Linked DNA regions of Mus musculus: all the other regions are linked to region 1. A link is a contact called in ENCODE POLR2A ChIA-PET data. All regions are on one chromosome and are shown on one strand. Each heading gives the region's core, a stretch centred on a gene start or an enhancer-like site at or near the end of the contact. The rest is flanking DNA. Distances are from core to core; before and after follow the strand shown.

Region 1 (2,572 bases), core at 21-2,520:
ACTGTTTTTTTCTGAAAGTCCCGAGTTCAAATCCCAGCAACCACATGGTGGCTCACAACCATCCCTAACAAGATCTGACTCCCTCTTCTGGAGTGTCTTAAAACAGCTAGCTGCAGTGTACTTACATATAATAAATAAATAAATCTTTAAAAAAAAAAGTAGTCTTCAATAACTTTACAAACGAAAGTGAGAAATGCAGTATTTATTCACATGTACTTTATAAGTAAGACACTTCTAAACCTAGCCCTAGCCCGACATGGTGGCGCACGTCTTTAATCTTGGGAGGTAGAGGTAAGCGGATCTCTGAGTTTAAGGCCAACCTGGTCTGTCTACACAGTGAGTTCCAAGCCAGCCAGGGTCACAAGCGAGACCTTGTCTCAAAAATAAAGAAAAGGCAGAAAACTAAACCTGTCTGACTTCGGCAAAGAAACACCAGTTTGCATAAAGCCTATCAAGTTAAACTACTGAGCAGGAATGCCTTTCCTGCTCAGATCCTAGATCTAAATGGCTTTCTTTGTAAGAACTCTCCAAATCCGGTTCCTGGCCTTAACAACAAAAGCTCTAGCCAACGCTGCAACACACCGACTCCCTCCAGTCTGCACATTGGCTTCAAACTGTCTGGGACAACAGATGAGGTAGTTCGACGCAGACCTGGCAACGCACGGTCTCAGCCTCCCAGGAATTGTCCCTTCCCTGTCGCCTGCTAAACAAAACCCCGAACCACATCGCAGTCTACACCGTCAAAATCGCTCCCGTTCTATTAAACAAAATAATAGTAGAAAATGTACCTGTAGAGCGTCTGCGGCACAGCCACCAAGTCACAGCTCGGAACCCGCGCCCTTCTCCTTGCCACACCACCCCAGCCCTCCCTCCCTTTCCGTGACGGCTCCGCTGCGAGCGGTGGCGCCCGGAGGGTCACGGAGCTCCCCGGAGCGCCGCCCAGGCTCCCGCGAGGCCCGCCCGCGCCAGGCCCGGCTCCGTACCATTCTCCTCACGGGGCGGACTCCGGAAGGGCAGCGGCTCCTCCTCCACCTCCGCGGCCTGCAGCCATCTATCGGAAAGCGTCTCCGGAGGCGGTGGCACGGGCCACCGAACAAGGACAGCCCCGGGAAACCTTCTCAGAACTAACTCAGCTCCAGCGCTAGCAGCAGAAGTCGAGTCTTTCATAATTGTGCGACCAGCTCCGCCGGGTGACTGGCCACAGGGACGCGCCCGCGCCCGCCTCCGCCGGAGACGGGGCCGCGGCAGCCACGTGACGGGGCCGTCGAGTGCGTCGCGCGGAGGGCGTGTCACGTGAAGGGCGCGCTTACTGCGGCCTGCCCCTAAGCTCCGCCGGCCGGGAAACGCCGAGCTGCTGCTTTCCCTGGTGTTGCTGGCTTCGGCTTCCCCTGCCTCTGTCCACGAGAACTTGTTCCGCTTTAATGACCAGATTCCCCGGCTTCGCCAAAACTTAGCTCCCGGCCGCGCACGCTTGTCTGTTTCTTTTGCTATCGCATCTGTCTACGTTGGTTATTAGCGATCTCTTCCCGCACGTTATCCTTTCCCATCAAGGGTGCAATCCGTTTTTTTTTTTTTATCAACACTGCTATTATTAGTGACTTATTTTAGGTGTATGTGTGTTTTGCCTCATGTATGTCTGTGTACCATATGTGTGCAGTGTCCTCAGAAGACCGTGCTAGATCCTCCAGAACTGGAATTTCAGACATTTAGTGTTATTTGAGTTCCTTTGTAGCCCAGGCGCCTGGCCTAAAATGACCTTGAACTATGGATTCTGCCTTTAACCCCACACTGCTGGGATTGCCGGCTTTTGCCATCCTGAAAGTTTTTTGTTTTTTGTTTTTTTTTAGATCAGGAGTAGTGGCACATGCCTGTAATCCCAGCACTCCGAAGGCTAAGGCAAGAGGACTGCAGTAAATTCCAGGCTATCGAGGATTAGAATGACACCATCTTAAAAACACAAAACCAAACCTGCTTTTGGCACATCATCTTTCTGTATGTATATTATGGGTATGGAGAGTCTTGGAACCAATTCCCTACAGAGACCTAGAGACATTTTTTCTTACAATTTTAAAGGCTCCTCTGCCTGAAGGGCTGTTCTGCCTCTATCTTTCCTCTTTTAACTCTGGCTAATCTCAAATTTACTGTAATCCTCCTGCCTTAGATATACATCTTTAAGTATACATTAAATCAATAGATGCAAAACCTAACAAAATACAAATGTGTATTTCTTTAGATTAATAAAATGTTCAGTATAATTTTATTTCCAATTATTTTCCTTCTTTGGTTGGTTGAGTCAACCTAGAACCTAGGTATAGGGCGAGCCAACTGCACTAGCCTGCTCTGTGTCTATAGATGGACTGTGGATGGACTAGCTGAAGTTTCCTACAATGTGCACGTACCTTGGTTTGGTTTAGCTTCTTCCATGCTGCATAGTTATTATCTCCCAAGCAATATGACCCACAGTTCACTGAGCCAAGCCTCTTCAACAAACTAATCCAGCCACTCACTCTTTCTCTTACAAGTTTTGTGGTGCTTATAAATCATCTTCAGGCATTCCCCACCTTGTAGGCCT
Region 2 (2,572 bases), core at 30-2,529, 200 kb before region 1:
GAAAAAGCACACCACCGTTCTTTTTTACCCCCAGATAAAAATTACATTTCAGAAAGTAACTTGCCTGAATAGACAACAAACCACAGTGTCTGCAGAAAGAACTCTTAAAAATTACTCCCACGTTATGAAGCTCTCTTTCAGAAGTACTGTGGTCTCGCTCCCTGCTTTAAAGCAAATGTGTCTGCTAGACACAGTGGAAATGGGCTTAAAGCAAAAGCTTCAAGGGAAAAAAAGCCAGCAGGTAGGCCCGCTTTCCTTCGCTCTCATTTTGGAGATGCACACTTCAAGGCTAAGCCCGCGGCTTCAACGCCGTGGGAGAGGTTCACAACAGCACACTCAACACCGATCTGTGCCCAGGCAAGACATGACCGACGAAACTCGCGGCTTCTTTCCGCACCCGCGCTCGCGTGGGTTCCGGTGGCGAAGTCTCCGGGGCAAAAGTCTCGGCCACTGAGAATGGCAGGCTCCGTCCCTTCCGGACTGGCCCGTCTACCCTGCCCCGACCCGGCTGTTCGGGCCGAAACCCGAGCGCCCCGGGCTCCGCGGGGCCCAGCGGGGCAGCGCGGCCCGGCCTTCCCTCCCGCTTGTCGTCGGCCCGGCCAGGCCAGGCCCTCAGGCCGCCGAGACAAAGGAGCGGGCGGGGACAGCGCCGCCTCTCCCGCCGCCTGCCCCGCCGGCCCGGACCCCCACGGCCATGGCGACCCCACCGCAGACCCGACCCGTGGGGCCCGCAGGAGGCCGCGGCGCCTGACCGAGGAGGGGGCGGCGGCCGCCACCATGTCTGCCGCCCCTCCCAGAAGCCAAGCGCCGGGCGGACAAAGCGCGGCGGCGGCGGCGGCGGCAGCACGGACACCCAGGCCGACCCCGCCGACCCCCGCCAAACAAGCGGGGCCAGGAGCCCCGGAAACCCGGCGCCTTAATGCAATAAACAGGAAATCGCGGGGATGATCTGGGTTCCGGGGGAAGTGGAATTATTTTTTACCAGCGAAGAGATCAACTTCCACATCCGGTGGTAACAGGGCCCTACACAGACCCGCACTGACCTGGAAAAGCTTCGGGAGCGGCGGCGGGGGAGCAGCGGGAGGAGGTGCGGGGACCGCGGCGCCTCGGAGCCGTCAGGGCAGACGCGGCCCCGCCACACACAGAGCGCTTCGCTGCACAGGGCGCTATTTTCCGAAAATGCCGCGTCTGCTCGGCGCCCAAAATCCCCACCGAAAAGTCCCCGTCGGCGCGGAGGGACACGGCGGCCGAGCTCCCAGCATGCCTGCGGCGGCCTCGCCAACCCGCGCCCGTTTCCGCCCCACTGGCCCCGGGAGCGAGCCTGCCGCCGCCCTCCCCCAGCCCCGTTCCGGCGGGAGAAAGGGATGAGAGGGTCTGCTTCTGACTTTAAACGGGGAGAAAGGAAATAAGCCATTTCTAGCGTTCGGCCACACAAAGGCTGCGGCGGAATGATCCGCGGGGCGACCGCAAGTCCCGGCTCGCCCGGCGCCTGCGCGGCAGCGGGGTGAGCGCTGCGGTGGCCCTGTGCGCGGCTGGGTGTTCCGCGCCGCGTCGCGGGGCGGGATGTGTGGGAGTTAGGGGTGCGTGTGCTAAGTTCTCCCCCGGCGTGACACGGAAAGTGCCGGCATTTCGGGACGCTTGGAGCTTGGACTTGACTATGGGGTGTTCTAGCAGATTCCCGGCAGGCGGAAGGGCAGCCGGGTACCTAAGATTTAACTTACCGTGGTCCTGGAAGGTACCCGGAATCGCTGGTTGTGGGGCCTGTGCGGGAACAAAGGATGCCTGTCCTCTTCACCTGGTGTAAACTGGTCGTGTGTGACGTGGATGTTTCTGTGGCTTTTTTTTTTTTTAATGTTGTAATAGTGACGCTTTTCTCCTGTCTGTATTGTCAGGATTTTTGTTGATTTGTTTTCGAGGCAAGGTTTCTCTGTAACAGCCCTGCCTGACCTGGAACTGGCTTTGTAGACCAGGGTGGCCTCAAACTCAAAAGAATCCGCCTGCCTCTGCCTCTCAATTGTTGGGATTAAAGGCGCGTACCACCATGCCTAGTGACGTATTTTACTTTCAATGAACCAAGAGTTGATTGGGAGATGATGATTTGTGAAGGAAAAGCCTTATAAATTTACTTCACATGCGATTTTCAAAGTTCCACTTTGATATATTTCACCGAAAAGTCCACTACCCGTGGAACTTTTGGCGTCAGGTATCTAGGAATGAGAATATCGGAGACAACCGAGAATAACCTAGGAGCAAAATGGCTTAAATGAGATCCAAATTGTTTACAGACTTCATTTGTGTTTGTGTGTGTCTGTCCTCAGATAAGGACACTTGCCCTTATTTTTTGGTTTTTCGAGACCGGGTTTCTCTGTATAGCCCCTGGCTGTCCTGGAACTCACTTTGTAGACCAGGCTGGCCTCGAACTCAGAAATCTGCCTGCCTCTGCCTCCCGAGTGCTGGGATTAAAGGCCACCACGCCCGGCTGCCTTTCTTATTTATATAGTGAAAGTTTGTAGCCAGTGTAAGACATAGCAAAGTAAACAGAATGGGGAGAGCATAGTTCATGTTTTTTCTT
Region 3 (2,572 bases), core at 31-2,530, 190 kb after region 1:
TTTTTTAATTGAATGTATAATAAAAACATCTGTGCTTTTTGGGGTCTGTATGTTCTTTATAATTTAAGTAGATGAAAATTATTTAATCAGTATATAGATAGGTTTCTAAATATATAAATACAACTTGCTCAGTCTGTATGTTTGTTTTTGCATGTGTGTTATATGCACATGTTTGTGTGGCTGTACATATAATCATGTAAATGTTCATGTTTCAGAGGCCAGAGATCAACATCAGGTTTCTTCCTCACTATCTTATTAGTTTTTAACTTTTAAAAATATGGCTTATTCATACATAGGTGCTTGGTGCTAGCAGAGGTCAGAAGAGCCATCGGTTCCCCTGGAACTAGAGTTAAAGAACAAATGGTTGTGAGCTGCCGTGTGAGTGCAGGAAATTGAACCCAGGTGCTCTGCAGGTTCTACAGCACAACAAGAGCTCTTAACCACTGAGCTATTTCTCCAGCCCCTGGTCACTCACGGAAGACGTGAGCTGCCCAGCCCACAGGGTATGCACTACCATACCCAACTAATTGCTATTATGTTTAAGGTCACTCTGGCTGCTGTATGGGTGGAAGATTACAGGGTGATCAGGAAGGGGTCAGTTCTGACTTCTCAGATGGCAGATGATGGAAACGTTAAGAAGTGGTCTGACTCCAAGTTAGGCTTGTAATTGTGCTCCATGCCTTGTCTGGAGTGAGGACATTTATCTCACGAGAAACAAAGATGATTTTTCGTCGCCACCAACCCTGTTAGTTTCATCAGTTTTGTCAAGGGATAAAAAAGGGTAAATGTCAGTGGACTTGGAACAGACTCCAGCCCTACAGGTCAAAGCGTCCTTCAGATGCCTCCCTCTTCTCCCTTACCCTTGGTACACTTTCCTCGCACAGCACTCTGATTCTCCCCTCAGTGCGTCTACTCTTTCGCCATTCCCAGGGTGAGACCAGGCTGTTCCTGGGAAAATGCTGTTTCCTAGCCCTGAAGACAGGGAATTACAAACACTGGTTTTCTGGAATCCTCGCTCCTTACAGGAACAAGTTTTTGTGTCAGATCAATTATGTTTGAGCCGCAAAACTAAACAAGGTCCCGAATATACCCAGGAAAAAAAAAAAGCCCTAGTTGCATTTGGCGCGAAGGGAGCTGACAAAGTAGCGACACCACACCAAACAAGTGCAAAAACACAGCAGCTCGTAATTTTCCCCATTCAGCAGCATGGGCCGCGGGACTCACGGGAATTGCTCGGTCAAGGCTCCGCCTACCATCTGGACAGCCAATCGAATCCTAGCAGCGCTCTGTCTGTAGCTGCTGGGACGCTGCAATTTGGGCGCGCTGAAGCGGAAGCTCGTGAGCCGCTGGTAAGGTGAGCTCTGGCCGGGAGGGGCGCGGGGCTGAGCGCACGACCCTGAGACGGGAGGCCAAGGCCGATAGGGGCCGCGTGCCCGCCATCCTTTCGGGACCCCGGAGCGCCCTGGCCGCCAGCTTCTCTTTGCGGAGCCCTTCGCAGGCCGGACCGGGGGGGGGGGGGGCCTCCTCTCAGGAAGCGGCATTCCCGAGTAAAGATGGTAAAGAAATTAAATCTCCATCTCGTTTAAAAGTGCTGATGGTTTCCGGCCTTACCTAGATGAGGCTGGTAGGTGTATCGTGCACTGACTGGGGGACTGAGCCCCCCACCCCCACCCCTACCCCCGGTTTGACAGTGTCATATCCAGAATGATGACTTTGAACTCTGGAGGTTGAGAGTTTGCGCCAGGTGTGTCTTTTATAATCTCTCCTAGCTGTACTTTATTCTTTGAAAACTGAAAGAAAGAGTGTTGGAAGACCCTGTGAGGGTTGAATTTTAAGTCGCTTGCTTATCTGAAGAACTCAGAGATAAGGCTGAGTTTAGGTCCTACTAAAAACAGAAATTAAAAGGCCAGCGGTGGTGGCGCACACCTTTAGTCTTTAGCACTTGGGAGGCAGAGGCAGGCAGATCTCTGAGTTAAGGCCAAGCTGATCTACAGAGTGAGTTCCAGGACAGCCAGGGCTATACAGAGAAACCCATTATGTGCAGTTTTGGATCCAGATATTTTTCTATTTAACATTACATAATTCCAGTTTTGCATCTTACAGCTGTTATGGGTTTGGGGTATACTAGCTAACCTCTTGGTGTATCAGTGTCCTCATTTGTACAAGTGGGGATAAAGAGCATGCTTGCTCGGTAGGATAGCTATAGCTATGTAAGGCCACAGAATGTTCAACCTAAGATTTTATAAATATTAGCACTCACAATGCACAAAGCAAACACTATAGCACTGGAAAGTTCCCCCCATAATTAATGAAGTTTCTATATTACTTCCAAGAATTTCTTAAATTGTTCTTACTGAATAATTTGAGTTCTTACTGAACTAGAGTTCATTTTTATTGTAATAGGTTGTATTAATAAATATTCAGATCCCTTTCTTCCATTCTGCATTGCAGAGTAGCACATATTGAAGCCACGTGGTAGACAAAGTATTGTCAAGGGCCTTCTTGATGGCTAGAAAACTGAGAAATATGTGTGGCTAACTATACTTGAACTTTTAGAACTAAGGAACAAATT
Region 4 (2,572 bases), core at 22-2,521, 170 kb before region 1:
TTTCACTGATACACTCCAATGATGTCTCTCTTCCTTTCAGTCCTACCTCCTTCCAATTGTCAGAGCACCCCAAAATGTTCTCCATGTGTTTTATACTTATTCTCACATTCAGCTCTAAGTTTTTCTTTCCTTACTCAATTCCACAAAGCTGAGCAGAGAAAAAACATTTTCCTAAAATAATCCATCCTCAAAAAAACAATTTCTTCCTTAATTATGAGGGGGAAAAAAAAAACATTTGAGGCTTTTATCCAGTAGTTCCCAGCATTGCACGGTATCAAATCACACCAGTCTTTACTTGTCTAGGGAGAACAAATAGTATATAATTTAGTGTTGATTTTTTAAAGGAGAAATGCAAGATTTTGTTTGTTTGGTTGGTTTGGTTTTTCGAGACAGGGTTTCTCTGTGTAGCCCTGGCTGTCCTGGAACTCACTCTGTAGACCAGGCTGGCCTCGAACTCAGAAATCCGTCTGTCTCTGCCTCCCAAGTGCTGGGACTAAAGGCGTGTGCCACCACCGCCCAGCACAAGAATACCTTTGCATGTAGCTAATTGTAATGGAAACGAAACTAAGGTTTATTTTAAAGGTTGGTAGACTGGATGCTTACTACTCTTTAACGTTTAATGGCAGCCTATCTGCTAAGTATTTTCATTTTATATACTTAGTAGAGCTGTGCTTTTAGATTTGACATGCATTAAAAAGTTGGACTGTCCCAACGGATTTAGTGACCAGGGAAAACAACTCCACTCTTAAGCAATTTTTATGTCCACGAGTAGCCCATCTTTTCTCCACAAGACAACTCTCCAAAGAGTTCAAACCCCAGCTTTGTAAGACTGGTCCTTTTGGAAATGTTGACGGTGTTTGTGCAATGTGTTTTCCAAACACGTCTGTTCTTTAACCAGAGGCTTGGCTTTGGAGAATGTTTATTCCCAAGTTTTAGAAGGTATCAATCCTCTCCCCGTATTTTCCCCCTAATGTCCGATCTGACGGGAAAAATGCACTATTGAGAGGCGCCAAAATATCCTCGATTCCTCCGTGGACAGCTCCAAGTCACAATGTGACACAATCTGAACTGACTTCCACCCGGAAAAGAGACGCGCGAGGACACCGGAAGCGCAGCACGCGCGCTTCCGTCCCGCACCAGCTCAAACTGTCCTTCCGACGCATGCTCAGGCCGGTTCGGCGCTCACCCTTCCGGAGAGGGCCGCCCTGATGTCCCTCCCTACGGGACAGAAAGGCGGAGTTACAGGGTTCACTGGAAGCTCCGCCCTCGCCGTGACGTTTCGAGACGCGACCCGTCGCCACGCAATGCGAATCGGGAAGAGGGGATGAGCTGCGCTGCCGTGCGTCTGAGAGCGAAGGCTCGTTCTCCTTCTGGTGGTGGGCGATGGGCGTCAGGCGAGGAGGCCGGTGTTAGCGGAGCGCGGGCGCTGCGGTGAGTGCGGCCTGGCTCCGGCCCCGGTTCCTGGGGAAGGCGTCCTCCAGCTGCTGGTCATCCGGGAGACGAGCCCTGTCCGCGGAGGGGTGGGACAACCCCAGACAACTGGCTGGTCCAGGGAGGGCCCGACTCTTGGTCGCTCCCGTCCCCCTCCTACGGTGCCCAGCGAGTTTGATGTAGTTTGCCGGTCTCAGAGGGTGGCCTTGACCAGTTCTCCTTTCTGTTGGACACTAGACCCAACTTTGGACTCCTTCCTTTTGCTTCCTTTTTTCTCATTTTGTGCTACCTACAACCCCAGGCCTTAATACGACCATTTGTCATGTTTTCCCTATTCCCCTTTACCCGGGTCACGCATGTTTTCAGTGAAGTACAAAAATTGAGTTAAGTAAACTCACCACACTTAAAACTTCTTCAAAGAGGGCATTTTCTTTTCTTAAAAATGTTTCTTCGTTTGTAGACTTGTGGCACTGACAAGTTCCCTTCACATCTGATGTACCGAGAGAGTTGTCAACCCCAAATCACAATGATATTCCTTTACCCACAAAGCTGCAGACCCTGTTCCTATGTTTTGTTCTTGCTTTCTGCCTATGACCTTGAGTCAGTCATTCAAGAAATATTTACGTGACTCACAGAGGTGTTGCAGAATCTAAGGAGTTTCATATTTATTAAAAAGCTCTAGGGTTTCGGATCAAAACGATGCCTAGCTAAAGGGTGTAATTCTTGGTTGTTCCCCGCCACCACCCACAAGGTCTTACTATGTAAACAGGACTTGTCTCAAACTCACTGAAACCTTCCTCCCTTGGCTCCAGAGATGGATAAAACTGCATCAAGCACCACTCCTGGCAAGGGTATTCTTTTTAAATCTTAGAGTATTCTTAGTTGTGTATATTATCCTACTTCATTAAAAATTCCATGTGTTATTTTTTGGTTTTGGTGGCTTTATTCTCTTTCTTTTTTTCTTACTTTCTTTCTTTTTTTTCTCGAGACAGTTTGTCTGTGCAGCCATAGCTATTATGGAACTCACTCTAAACCACGATTGCCCTTGATCTCAAAGTTCTGCCTGCCTTTGCCTCCCGAGTGCTGCCCACCACTGCCAGGCTCGGTGTATTGTTGGTGGTGGTAGTTTTTGGTTTTTGTT

Evidence for each region. ChIA-PET counts read pairs that join two places held with the same protein, here RNA polymerase II (POLR2A).
Region 2: POLR2A ChIA-PET joins it to region 1 with 11 read pairs in embryonic stem cell. The contact joins the promoter of Gabpb1 here to the promoter of Trpm7 in region 1. POLR2A ChIA-PET finds 5 or more read pairs at or near these places in 3 of 5 experiments (Patski and embryonic stem cell).
Region 3: POLR2A ChIA-PET joins it to region 1 with 16 read pairs in embryonic stem cell. The contact joins the promoter of Blvra here to the promoter of Trpm7 in region 1. POLR2A ChIA-PET finds 5 or more read pairs at or near these places in 2 of 5 experiments (Patski and embryonic stem cell).
Region 4: POLR2A ChIA-PET joins it to region 1 with 35 read pairs in embryonic stem cell. The contact joins the promoter of Usp8 here to the promoter of Trpm7 in region 1. POLR2A ChIA-PET finds 5 or more read pairs at or near these places in 4 of 5 experiments (Patski and embryonic stem cell).

What each region holds. Positions count from the first base shown.
Region 1 is chr2:126,874,991-126,877,562 of GRCm38, forward strand. It overlaps Trpm7 (transient receptor potential cation channel, subfamily M, member 7), which reads right to left and starts at 1,271. Exons shown (of 39, transcript NM_021450.2): 1 at 984-1,271. The coding sequence starts at 986.
Region 2 is chr2:126,674,313-126,676,884 of GRCm38, forward strand. Gabpb1 (GA repeat binding protein, beta 1) reads right to left here and starts at 1,280. Exons shown (of 9, transcript NM_001271468.1): 1 at 1,044-1,280. A630026N12Rik (RIKEN cDNA A630026N12 gene) reads right to left here and starts at 975. Exons shown (of 1, transcript NR_166192.1): 1 at 1-975.
Region 3 is chr2:127,069,377-127,071,948 of GRCm38, forward strand. It overlaps Blvra (biliverdin reductase A), which reads left to right and starts at 1,281. Exons shown (of 8, transcript NM_026678.4): 1 at 1,281-1,354. It overlaps Ap4e1 (adaptor-related protein complex AP-4, epsilon 1), which reads left to right. Exons shown (of 21, transcript NM_175550.3): 21 at 1-438.
Region 4 is chr2:126,706,057-126,708,628 of GRCm38, forward strand. It overlaps Usp8 (ubiquitin specific peptidase 8), which reads left to right and starts at 1,272. Exons shown (of 19, transcript NM_019729.3): 1 at 1,272-1,431.